Linked DNA regions of Homo sapiens: region 2 is linked to region 1. The links are chromatin contacts, found by Hi-C or POLR2A ChIA-PET in ENCODE. All regions are on one chromosome and are shown on one strand. The core of a region is the stretch at or near the end of the contact, and the rest is flanking DNA. Distances in the headings are between cores, read along the strand shown. Region 1 holds the start of PCDHGC3 (protocadherin gamma subfamily C, 3). Region 2 holds the start of PCDHGB3 (protocadherin gamma subfamily B, 3).

The links. A loop is a pair of places that touch in the nucleus more often than their neighbours do. ChIA-PET counts read pairs that join two places held with the same protein, here RNA polymerase II (POLR2A). Pooled maps may share reads with other maps.
Region 2: a loop to region 1 is called in a pooled map, with 4 times the contacts of the local background. The contact joins the promoter of PCDHGB3 here to the promoter of PCDHGC3 in region 1. A Hi-C loop is called at or near these places in 1 of 168 maps with a recorded cell type or tissue (OCI-LY7), 1 of 37 single-sample maps with no recorded cell type and 4 of 50 pooled maps. POLR2A ChIA-PET finds 5 or more read pairs at or near these places in 2 of 52 experiments (OCI-LY7 and WTC11).

The regions. Positions count from the first base shown.
Region 1 is chr5:141,472,653-141,478,062 of GRCh38, reverse strand. PCDHGC3 (protocadherin gamma subfamily C, 3) reads right to left here and starts at 2,097. Exons shown (of 4, transcript NM_002588.4): 1 at 1-2,097. The coding sequence starts at 1,946. The region is part of intron 1 of PCDHGA1 (protocadherin gamma subfamily A, 1); the gene reads right to left. The region is part of intron 1 of PCDHGA2 (protocadherin gamma subfamily A, 2); the gene reads right to left. The region is part of intron 1 of PCDHGA3 (protocadherin gamma subfamily A, 3); the gene reads right to left. It also overlaps PCDHGB1, PCDHGA4, PCDHGB2, PCDHGA5, PCDHGB3 and PCDHGA6, and 11 more genes. RefSeq lists enhancers at 1,247-1,790, 2,248-2,357.
Region 2 is chr5:141,367,854-141,373,263 of GRCh38, reverse strand. PCDHGB3 (protocadherin gamma subfamily B, 3) reads right to left here and starts at 3,022. Exons shown (of 4, transcript NM_018924.5): 1 at 455-3,022. The coding sequence starts at 2,869. The region is part of intron 1 of PCDHGA1 (protocadherin gamma subfamily A, 1); the gene reads right to left. All of the region lies in intron 1 of PCDHGA2 (protocadherin gamma subfamily A, 2), which reads right to left. All of the region lies in intron 1 of PCDHGA3 (protocadherin gamma subfamily A, 3), which reads right to left. It also overlaps PCDHGB1, PCDHGA4, PCDHGB2, PCDHGA5 and PCDHG@.

The DNA.
Region 1 (5,410 bases), core at 848-3,347:
TTGATCAAGACCGTGAGAGTCTGCCTGGGTGAATCTGTGTCTTGGACTGGACGGGCAGTACTGATTTGACCAGTGTGCAGCCCTATGGCAAAAAGGCTCTGGTTAGGGGATCCCAAGAGACTGTAGGAGAGCCAGGCATTGTGCCCTGCATCCGCGTCCCAGCCTACCACCCGTGACACTAGGTGGCCAGCTGAGGTACCTCGAGGCAGCATCTCCACCGAGCTCCCACCTGGCCGAGGATATAGGACCTGGGGGGCATTGTCATTGCGATCAGTGACAAATATGTTCACGCTGATGTTGGTGGCTAGGACCGGGGTGCCCCCATCGCTGATATGAGCTGTTAATTCAAATTCCCGCCGATCCTCATAGTCTAGGGGCACTAAGGATGACACTATGCCATTGTCACGATTTATTGTGAAATAGCGACCCACTAGCCCGGTTTCAGCTCCTTGCTCCAAGAGAAAGAAAGAAAGCCGAGCATTCTGCGGGGCGTCGGGGTCCCAGACACTTAGGTTTAGTATTGGAGCCCCGGGGAGGTTGTTTTCTTCAATGTAAACGTCGTAGGAAGATTGAGAAGATTGTGGAGGGTTGTCATTGATGTCGGACACTTGAACACGCACTATTGTAAGGGCTGAGAGGGAAGGGGTTCCGGCGTCTCGGGCGGTGATGCTGAGGTTGTATTCTGGCACAGTCTCCCGATCCAGGTCTGCACTGGTTTTCAAAGTGAAGTAATTCTTGAGGGAAGAAGTAAGGCTGAAAGGGAGACCCGGTGGAACTTCGCAGGTCACCAGCCCGTTCTCGCCAGCATCCAGGTCAGTCACACTGAGCAAAGCGATGACAGTCCCCAGAGGGGCATCCTCGGGTACTGGGCTGTACACGGAGGTGACTGTGATCTCCGGGGCGTTGTCATTCACATCCACAACCTCCACCAACACTTTGCAATGTGCTCCTTCGGGATTGGCGCCCTTGTCTTTGGCCTGGATGTAAATCTCATGGAGTTTGGTGTCCTCGAAGTCCAGCCGACCCTTGATTGTCAGCATCCCGGTTACAAGGTCTAAGGCGAATAGTTGCCGCACGCCGGCGCGGTTGTGGCTGCCGAAGGAGTAAATAATTTCACCGTTGGGGCCTTCATCCAGATCCGTTGCAAGGACTTGTACCACGCGCGTGCCGGAGGGTGCATCCTCCAGGACGCGCGCCCGGTACAAGGACTGGTTGAAGACAGGCGCATTGTCATTCGCGTCCAGCACCTTGATGTGAATAGGCAGGCTGGCGGAGAGAGCTGGGGTCCCTCCGTCCAACGCCGTCAGCACTAACTGGAGACTAGGCTCCCGTTCTCGGTCCAGGGCGCGCTCCAACACCAGCTCCGCGTACTTGGTGCTGTCCTCCCGCGTCTGCACGCGAAGCGCAAAGTATTCATTTCGGCTCAGCTCATAGGTTTGTAAAGAGTTGCTTCCCACATCGGGATCGTGCGCGCTCTCGAGCGGAAAGCGCGTCCCCGGAGCCACGGCCTCGCTAATCTCCAATTTCATTTCCTGGGTAGGGAAAGCAGGATTGTTGTCGTTGATGTCCTGGATCACCACTTCCACGCTGAACAGCTCCAGCGGGTTCTCCACTACCAACTCCAGAGTTACAGTGCAAGAGGGCAGTGTCCCACACAGCTCCTCTCGATCCAGACGGTCGTTCACAAACATCTCTCCGGTCTCCCGGTTCACCTCAAAGAATCTTCGGCTAGCTCCAGACACCACCCGGAACCTGCGGGCTGAGAGGCTACCGAGATCCAAACCAAGGTTCGCGACCACGTTGCCCACAGCGAAACCCTTCTCTCTTTCCTCCGGGATCTCATAGTGAATGACCGTGGAAGCCTTGTTCAAGGCACCAAGCAGAAGCAAAACTCCCACTACCCTCCCGGTGCTTACCAGTCCGCTCCTCCAGGCCTCTGGGACCATCTCACTCAAAAGCAGTTCCTCTCAGCGGGGTCCAGATCGTCCCTGAGATTTCGCTGAGAAACTTTCAGCGGGTTAGCGCTTGGGCGCTGGGCGCCGAGTCCGACATGGCTTTCTGGATGCCGTTGATTTGCTCGCCGGCTGTTCAGTCTCTGCCTCATCCCGGGGCGCAGAAAGGGGACGGGCAGGGGCCCGATCTCCAGCGTCTTCATTGGCCGACAGCGGCACACAGAGTCCCAGCCAATAACTGCACGAAGAATGAGCTAGCGCCGGGCTCTCTGAGCAGGACACGCGCTAGCGCCAGGAACTTCACTTTCCTTTGGCTTCCTTCCAGAGTTTCCAGCCAAAGCGCCTTGCCAGTATCGGTGCATAGGAAACCTACCTTAGGGAAAGCCAGCCTTGGGGCTGTGAGGCTAGCCGTTCTGCAAGTCTCCAATCCAAATCAAGACTCATTAAACATTTGAATCACTTTCTTTGATCACAAGAAAGGGGATCGAACCAAACCGAAAACTACACAACATTGTCTGGAAAAACACCAACAAATCTGGCTTGTTGGAAGACAGACAATTAGCCGGACCCTACTTGTAAGGAGGCATTTAGCATTTCCGTGGAGACATTAATAATTTCAGTTTTATCTCTTACCAAATGAAATTAGCATTCCCTGTCACTTCCTCATTATCTGGAGCTACTATCAAATTAGCAGGAGTTACAATCTATTGGTTTAACTCTGGCTTATAAAATTTAAAAGTACAATTCAGATTTTATTTCTTTTAAAACTGGATGTCATTGTTAGCTCTCATTTCTTAAGAACCAGGGAGCAATAAGAAATTTCCCTACCCTGTCTTTCACAAGGAGCATGATCTCAGTTGTAGAGCACACTCTCTCTATCGTTTCCCTTTACTTGATCAATCCTTTTCCCAAGATCTTGGGTACCATATGCCACAAGAAGTTGCACTGCTAATGAAGAAGAAGACGGAGAAGATTTCAAAAAGAAAAAAAGCCAGGCCTATTTACCACCTAGGATCTTTATAAAATTATTGAAATAATGGCAGCAAAGCTCCACAAATCTTTAGAAAATACAAAGCCTTTAGTCACAGAATAAAGAGCCTTAACTTTTCTGCATTTAGAATTGTTGTCACCAAACAAAATTATAATGATTAGGATAGTGAATAAAAGAGTCCACTGTGATATAAGCCAGAGATGAGATGTATATCCTTGAACAAGAAATGAACCTCTAAGAGTTCCTGCTCCTATCCTATTAAATGAAGAAGGCAGGTAAAGTGCCTGGCACAGAGTAAGCCTCAATTAATGATGCAAACCACTCCATTAGATGTAAAGTGTTAGAGCCTCATACTATTTCTGTATATTTGTCTTGGACATCACTTTGATTGCATAGAGTCCTTTTGAAGTATAATAGAACCTTGAACATAAGTGAAGGGGTAGGCACATAGGTTAGGTAGGTAGAAAAGAAGTAAGGATATATAGGATATTTCCGGAAGAGATGAAAAGCCATATGTGACCTATATTTCCATGTCTTTAACACTTCAATTAATCTCTGAAAACCCCCAGTTTTAAATGCTCAAGTTTGATAATTAGCCAGACCAGCAAGAGGGCTGATAGGCATTAGAAGATAGAATACATTTAGAATTTAGAATAAAGAGTATAGCCCAATCACTTGCTACTCAAAGTGTGAGGACCAATGGTCTAGGCATCACCGGGGAGCTTGTTAGAAATGCAGAAATGCCCTCCTCTAGACCTACTGAGACATGACTTACATTTTAACAAAACATCAGGGTGATTTGAAAACACATTAAAGTTTGACAAGCACTGATCTAGTGGGTTATTCAGAGATACACTGGTTTATCAGTCTTTTTTTCCCCTATTCAGCATCACTTAATTCACAATCTGGTTTTTGAAAATCAGCTTTTAAAAATGTAAGTAGTTTTCTCAATAATAAGGCCTGTCATTTTCTTGATAATAAGGCCTGTAGTTTTCTGAGATTTTCGTTGTTGTTGTTTTTGTTGTTGTTTGTTTTTTGGTTTTTGTTTCTGAGGCAGGATCTCGCTCTGTCATCCAGGCTGGAGTACAGTGGAATAATCATAGCTCACTGTAACTTCCAGCTCCTTGGGCTCAAGGGATCCTCCCGCCTCAGACTTCTAAGTAGATGGGACTACAGGCCTGAGCTACTGCACCCAGCTCATAGTTTTCTTAAGACCTCTTCATGAACCAACAGAACCCTTGTGTATGCATTCTCCACAATAGCGAGGTTCATCTTCCTAAAATTTTAATTGGATCACACAATTGTCCAGCTGCTCCTCAGTAGCATCATACTGCTCTTGAATTAAAATACCAAATCCTTTGCATAGTATCCAAGTTCTCATGTCTTCTCCCTCTCTCACTATATTCCATTGCACCACTTGGAGGGTGGTCAGAACCCCAGCCCTTCCCTGTCTCAGGGCCTTCACACAAATTGTTCCTTTGCCAGGAAAGCTGCTTTTTCCTCCCTCCCTTTGCTTTGCTAATTTCTACAGGTCTGTCTGGTCTTAGTTTAAATGTTATTTCCTAATAGAGGTCTTCCATTAGGCCCCAGTTAAAACCAGGATCCTTTGTTATGCTCTCTCAGAACACCTTATATTTTTTCCATTGAACTTGGCACAACTTTAAATTTTATAATTATTTTTGCATAAGCAAAGTATCTGCTTCCCCCACTGAAGAAGAAAAAAAGAAGCTCCAGGAGGGCAGGGACCATGCTATTTTGGTGGCCACTTGCATCCTCACTGTCTAGCACAGCAGGCACTTAATGCTTATTAATATAGCAATCTTTATGCTACTGACATAGTAAAATAATCATAGCATACACTAAGGACTATATATGTATTCACTTGTGTGGATCCAATCTCCCTGGAAGTAAGCATTTTTTAGAAGATACATTTACTCCTTCAAGTTACCAGTGGGCCTTCCTAGCCCTAGTGATCTGAAGAGATAATATAGTTTGCCAAAGAGCCAAGTAAAGTGTGGTAATACAACTCACAGTGGATAATAAACAAAGATGCTGTAACTTGTTGTATCACTTCTTTCTTTCTTTCCTTCCTTCCTTCCTTCTTTCTTTTTCTTTTTCTTTCTTTTTTTTTTTTTTTTTGAGTTTCACTCTTGTTCCCCAGGCTGGAGTGCAATGGCATAATCTTGGCTCACCACAACCTCCTCCTCTTGGGTTCAAGCAATTCTCCTGCCTCAGCCTCCCGAGTAGCTGGGAATACAGGCATGTGCCACCATGCCCAGCTAATTTTCTATTTTTAGTAGAGACGGGGGTTTCTCCATGTTGGTCAGGCTGATCTTGAACTCCCAACCTCAGGTGATCTGCCAGCCTCCGCCTCCCAAAGTGCTGGGATTACAGGTGTGAGCCACAGCGCCTGGCCTGTATCACTTATTTCTAGGGGAAATGGAAGGACCAGTATACAGGATTTATA
Region 2 (5,410 bases), core at 1,773-4,272, 110 kb after region 1:
TACTTTTAAAAACATGCAAAGGGAAGTAAAAATATTATATACAGGTTACATTAAAAATGTGTTAAGATATACATAATGTTTCATATATTTTAGGATTGACTGCATTAAAACTAAGTAAACCACTTAATTGTGAGGATTTGGGTCTAATTCTGGATAGATATGTCTGAAAATGACAGTGTGAGATAATACTGTATTAAAAATGTTTCAGATTATAGTGTATTAGGATTAAGAAAAGTTTCAAGACTATCAAAAGGAGGCTTTCTATGAAAGAACAACTGCAACACAGATATTCTACAGGAAATTCTACAAAGAATTTCCTAGACACCCTACTCTACACCAGAAAATCAATAAAATAATGTAATCAGGGAATATTTAATCTGTATTCTTTTTATCTCTAAATCAATGAATTGAAACCCAATTATATTTATGGAAGGAAAGGTTTGAAGAAACTCACCTTTTGCAAATTGCCTGAATTAGAAGGCATTTCTGGATTGTCATTACTTTCAAACCAAGAGGCTTCATCACATAGAAGATCTTGTGGTGCAGCATTTTCAGCCTTTATATTGAGAAATTTAAACTCGGTGTTTGAGGAATGTGAGGCAGCACACGGATTGTAGGAATAAGGCAAAGTCCTTTCGCTGTAGGTGGGGAGAACTCCAGGTACAGTCTTGAAGCAGACACCAGGCTGAAAGTAGCCCTCAGTGGCGGGTCTGGAGGAGCATCGCAGGCGCAGGGAGATTGCCAGAATCACCGCGAGGAGGAAGAGCACTGAGATCAAGGCCAACGCCACTACTAGGTGAAACTGTAGCTCCGCCTGAGGGTCAGAGGGAGTGGGGCGGTCGCTAAGGTCAGGTTGTATCTCTTGCAAGCTATCTGCGAAGATTAGGTGCAGCATGACGGTGGCTGAAAGAGGCTGCTGTCCTCCATCACGCACAGTGACCAGCAGGCGCTGGCGGGCGGCCTCCCTGTCGCCCAAGGTACGCGCCGTGCGCACCTCACCCGTGCGCAGGCCCAGGCTGAACAGCCCGGGCTCGCTGGCCTGCACAATGTGGTAGGACAGCCAGGCGTTGTATCCCGAGTCTGCGTCCACCGCCACCACCTTGGTCACCAGGTAGCCAGGCTCTGCAGAGCGCGGCACCATATCGAAGAGCGCAGAGCCTTCGGGCCCCAGAGCTGGGTACAGCACCAGCGGTGCATTGTCGTTGCGGTCGTCCACCAACACGCGCAGGCTCACGTTGGCGCTGAGCGTAGGCGAGCCCTGGTCGCGGGCCTGCAGAGTGAGCTCGAAGGCACGCAGCTGCTCGTGGTCGAAGGCTCGCTGCGCGAACACCACCCCGCTCCGCGCGCTCACGGACACGTAGGACGACAGCTCCCGCGGCTCCAGGTCACTGGCCACGATGTAGTAGGAGACAAGGCCATTAGGTCCCAAGTCGGGATCCGAGGCTCTGACATGCGCAATGGAGGCTCCAGGCGGATTGTTCTCAGCTACATGCACGGTGTAGGAGGCCTGGTGGAAAACGGGAACGTTGTCGTTGACATCAAGGATGTGCAGAGTGATGGTCTTGCTGGAGGAGAGCGGTGGATTGCCTTTGTCGGTAGCTGTGATCGTCACATTGTATTCTGGGATCTGCTCCCGGTCCAGGGCTCCATCTGTCACCAACCTGTATGTGTTTTTGGTATCTTGAACGATTTTAAAGGGGAAGTTTCCTTTTAGTTGGCATAGGATTTCTCCATTAAATCCAGAATCTAGATCATGTGTTTTGATCAGGGCAACGGCAGTCCCCAGCTCAGCATCTTCTTGTATATGTTGGGATTCAGAAGCCAGGGTTATCTCCGGGGCATTGTCATTTTCATCTGAAATATCTATCTGTACTTTACAATATGCAGTGTGATGTCCACCATCCTTTGCTTCCACCCCAATTGTGTAGCTATCTCTCTCTTCAAAGTCCAGTTCTCCAATAGTGGTGAGTTCCCCCGTTTTACTGTCCAGCTTGAACAGTTGTCTCACTTCCTTGCCAATATTGATGAAGGCATAGATGATTTCGGCATTGATGCCCTCATCCATGTCAATGGCCATCACTTTTAATACGGAGGAGCCAGCGGGCAGGTTCTCTGCAACATTGACCCTGTACATGTCCTGAGTAAATACTGGGGGGTTATCATTTGCATCTGCGACAATTACCCTGATCTGGGTGGTACAGCTTCTGGAGGGCTCGCCCCCATCCACAGCTGTGAGGACCAGGTGGTGATGTGGCTGCTCTTCCCTGTCCAGGGGTGCTTTCAGTACTAGCTCTGGGTACCTACTGCCATCCAGGTTCTCCTTCTGAATCAAAGAGAAGTGCGGATCAGGGCTGAGGTAGTACTGCTGCAGCGAATTGACACCTACATCAGGATCTTGCGCAGATTCCAGGGCAAATGTGGCTCCAGTGAGAGCCAGTTCGCTGATTTCCAGCTCAGTGATATTTTGGCTAAAGGTCGGTGGGTTGTCGTTAATATCCTGGATCAGCACAGTTACATGAAAAAAGTTTAAAGGCTTTTCAGCAACCATTTCAAATTCCAGAACACACGTCGACTTCTTGCCACAAATCTCCTCTCGGTCTATACGGTCGCTCACAAGTAAGTTCCCATTTTCGGGGCTCACGGTAAAGAATTTCTTCTCTGCAATAACCCGCAGGTTCCTAGTAGGTAAATCCCCCACGCCAAACCCCAGGTCCTTGGCGAGGTTCCCTACCAGCGAGCCCCTGTCCAGCTCCTCGGGAATAGCGTAGCGGATCGGTTCGGAGAGAGCCTGGTCTAACAAAGAGAGCAGGAAGAGAAATAGCATTCGCCTCTGCCCTGCTGGGCCCCTCCATCCGGAGCTATTTCCCATCCCGCTCTCTGCGCCTTTGCCTTTCTAAATCCGAGGAGAGGAGATCTTTAAATAATCCCAAGAGTTCTCCGAGCAGGACCAACTATTTGCTTTGTCTTTGTGCTTGGGTTCTCTAATGGGTGTCTCCGCTGCAGGAAGCCTGATAGAGAGTGCACTTTTCTTCCGAGCTGGCTGCAGCGGGAGGAGCCAATATTTTGCACAGCACTAGCCAAGAGCGGCACCCGGCGCCTCTGCTGCAGAACTGCAGTAATGGTGACTAAATCAGCTCCAAATAAGGAGCTAGTTAGGAGAAAAATCGGCAGTGTACTGATAGTGATACTTTCTTCCCATTTTAAAAGGACTTTTAAAAAACATTAAATATACTTACTATATCTTTAGTCTGTTATTTCTTTTAATTTGAGCTTTATCCATCCAAATCAAGTACCTTTTACTTGTCAAAGGGCAGAGATAATCTTGCTCAATCCCGTCACGTTTTTAGTTTCCATTTTCATAAAATGGTCATAATAATATCTTCTCTGCTTACTCTAGTAGAAATGAGGGCCAAATAAAATAATACATAGAAAATCATACAAATGGAAGCTATTTTTGGTGATGGCAGAAGACGTAGTATAAAGAGGCTTGAAATATCAGCTTCACGTGTATTCTTATTGCATTCTATTTCCTTTACTTCTAACTTCTAAAAGTTATAATGTCATAGCTTTTAGTTTTATTCTATGTTTCACTTTCTTCTCTTTTATCTTTATTATCTCCCCCCAAAAGAAGTTAAAGGTAATGAGGAAATGATTGACCTTATAAAATAGAAGTATAGTAAAAAGCAAGAGGGTCTCTTTTCCTTTGTTTCCAAGTGTCTACTTTTAATTAAATAAGTATGATTGAAAACTTTTTTTTTCTATAGAGGTGGGGTTTCACTATGTTGCCCAGGCTGGGCTAGAACACCTGGCTTTAAGCAATCCTCCCACCTCAGCGTCCCAAATTGCTGGGATTATAGTCATGAACCACCCTGGCCCAAATGAAAAACTTTTACAAAGGATGTTTTTTCATACTACATCACAATTGTCCTGAAATGTACTGTTTCTTCTCAAGTAGCCTAACAATGATGCGTTATTAGGATTGGGGAGTGAATTGTAAGTCCTTATAATTATATTATTTAATTATATAAGTAATCTTCCTGTCCACTTTTCCTTGGTCCCCAGTTTACCATCTGATAATCCTAACTTTTTGTTATTTACACTTTTCCCTGGTCAATAACATGCCATTTTCCATGTTTCTGACAGGTGTCTTACAGTTTTAATTCCATTTTCAAACCAGAAAATCTTCCTAAAGAAATTATCTTTAGCCTACATAATGTATTGTTACTCTAAAACTAGGCAAGTGTGCAGCAATAAGCAATGAGTTCCACACCGAATTCACCTTATAGTGGAAAAGCATTATAGCATCTTAAACTACTCACAGTAACCAGAATTCTAGACAGACACTCATTGTCACCTTTATACAAACATCAAAAATATAACTGACTCAAGACTTTGCTCCAAAACATTCCAAAGCAAGTGCCTTCCAACACAATGCCAAGTGTTCATTGTATGAACACTTCAATTAGTATGAAAAATTATTCTTCAGAACACATATAAAACTAAAGATTCAGATATTTAAAAGTATATGGTATATACAGTACATACATTCAAAATGTATGGATCAAGCATTTTATAGTCTGTTAGTAGTTTATAGAGGGTTTAAAGATATTTTTCCATTGCACAAAACATTTAACTCAGAAGAAATGTACCCAAATCTATAACCTTTACTTTTTTCCCAAACACCTTACCCTAAGAAGCATATAACATTTTCTTTTAAAAAAAATGGAAAAGCAAGTTTTCACATAGGAGTGAATAATGTCGACACCTACTGTATAGATTCTCTTGTTACTCTTTGGATGCATTCACTATTCGGTGAGTTTGTACATTTTACATTTTGGTCAGAATGTCCATGTGTGTATGTATGTGTGTTTGTGTGTGTGTATGTGTGTATATATATGTGTGTATATATATGTGTGTGTATATGTATATAGATATAGATATACTTGAATGCTCTTTAACAGTGTTTAAAAAATAAAAATCAAGTGGTCTTAGGTTCTTTAATGTGTCAATTAACCTTTCATGTGGTTGAGTAATGTAGCTTACTATCCCATTTGTAATATTTTATTACCTTTTCCCCTTATTTAGTCATTATTTGAAGCTGATGCTCAAGGTTTTAAAAGTACAAAATTTGAAGGATTAAGAATATTTTAATAAGAAACATCTGAAAATCATCTTCAGCAAATCAGATGCAGAAGGGAAATATAGTAGTTCTTTCATTACATAACACATCCTCCTGGAATTTGAGGCACATAGGCCAGTATTTCATTAAGACAAATCTATTAATTTAAGATGAGCACATACGTTAGATATGAAATTTAAAATTTTGAACCATCTTTAAGTTGAGTTCTTTTTTTTTCAAATACAACCTTAAACTCAAGTAATAAAGAAGAATTGCACCTACACTTAAAGA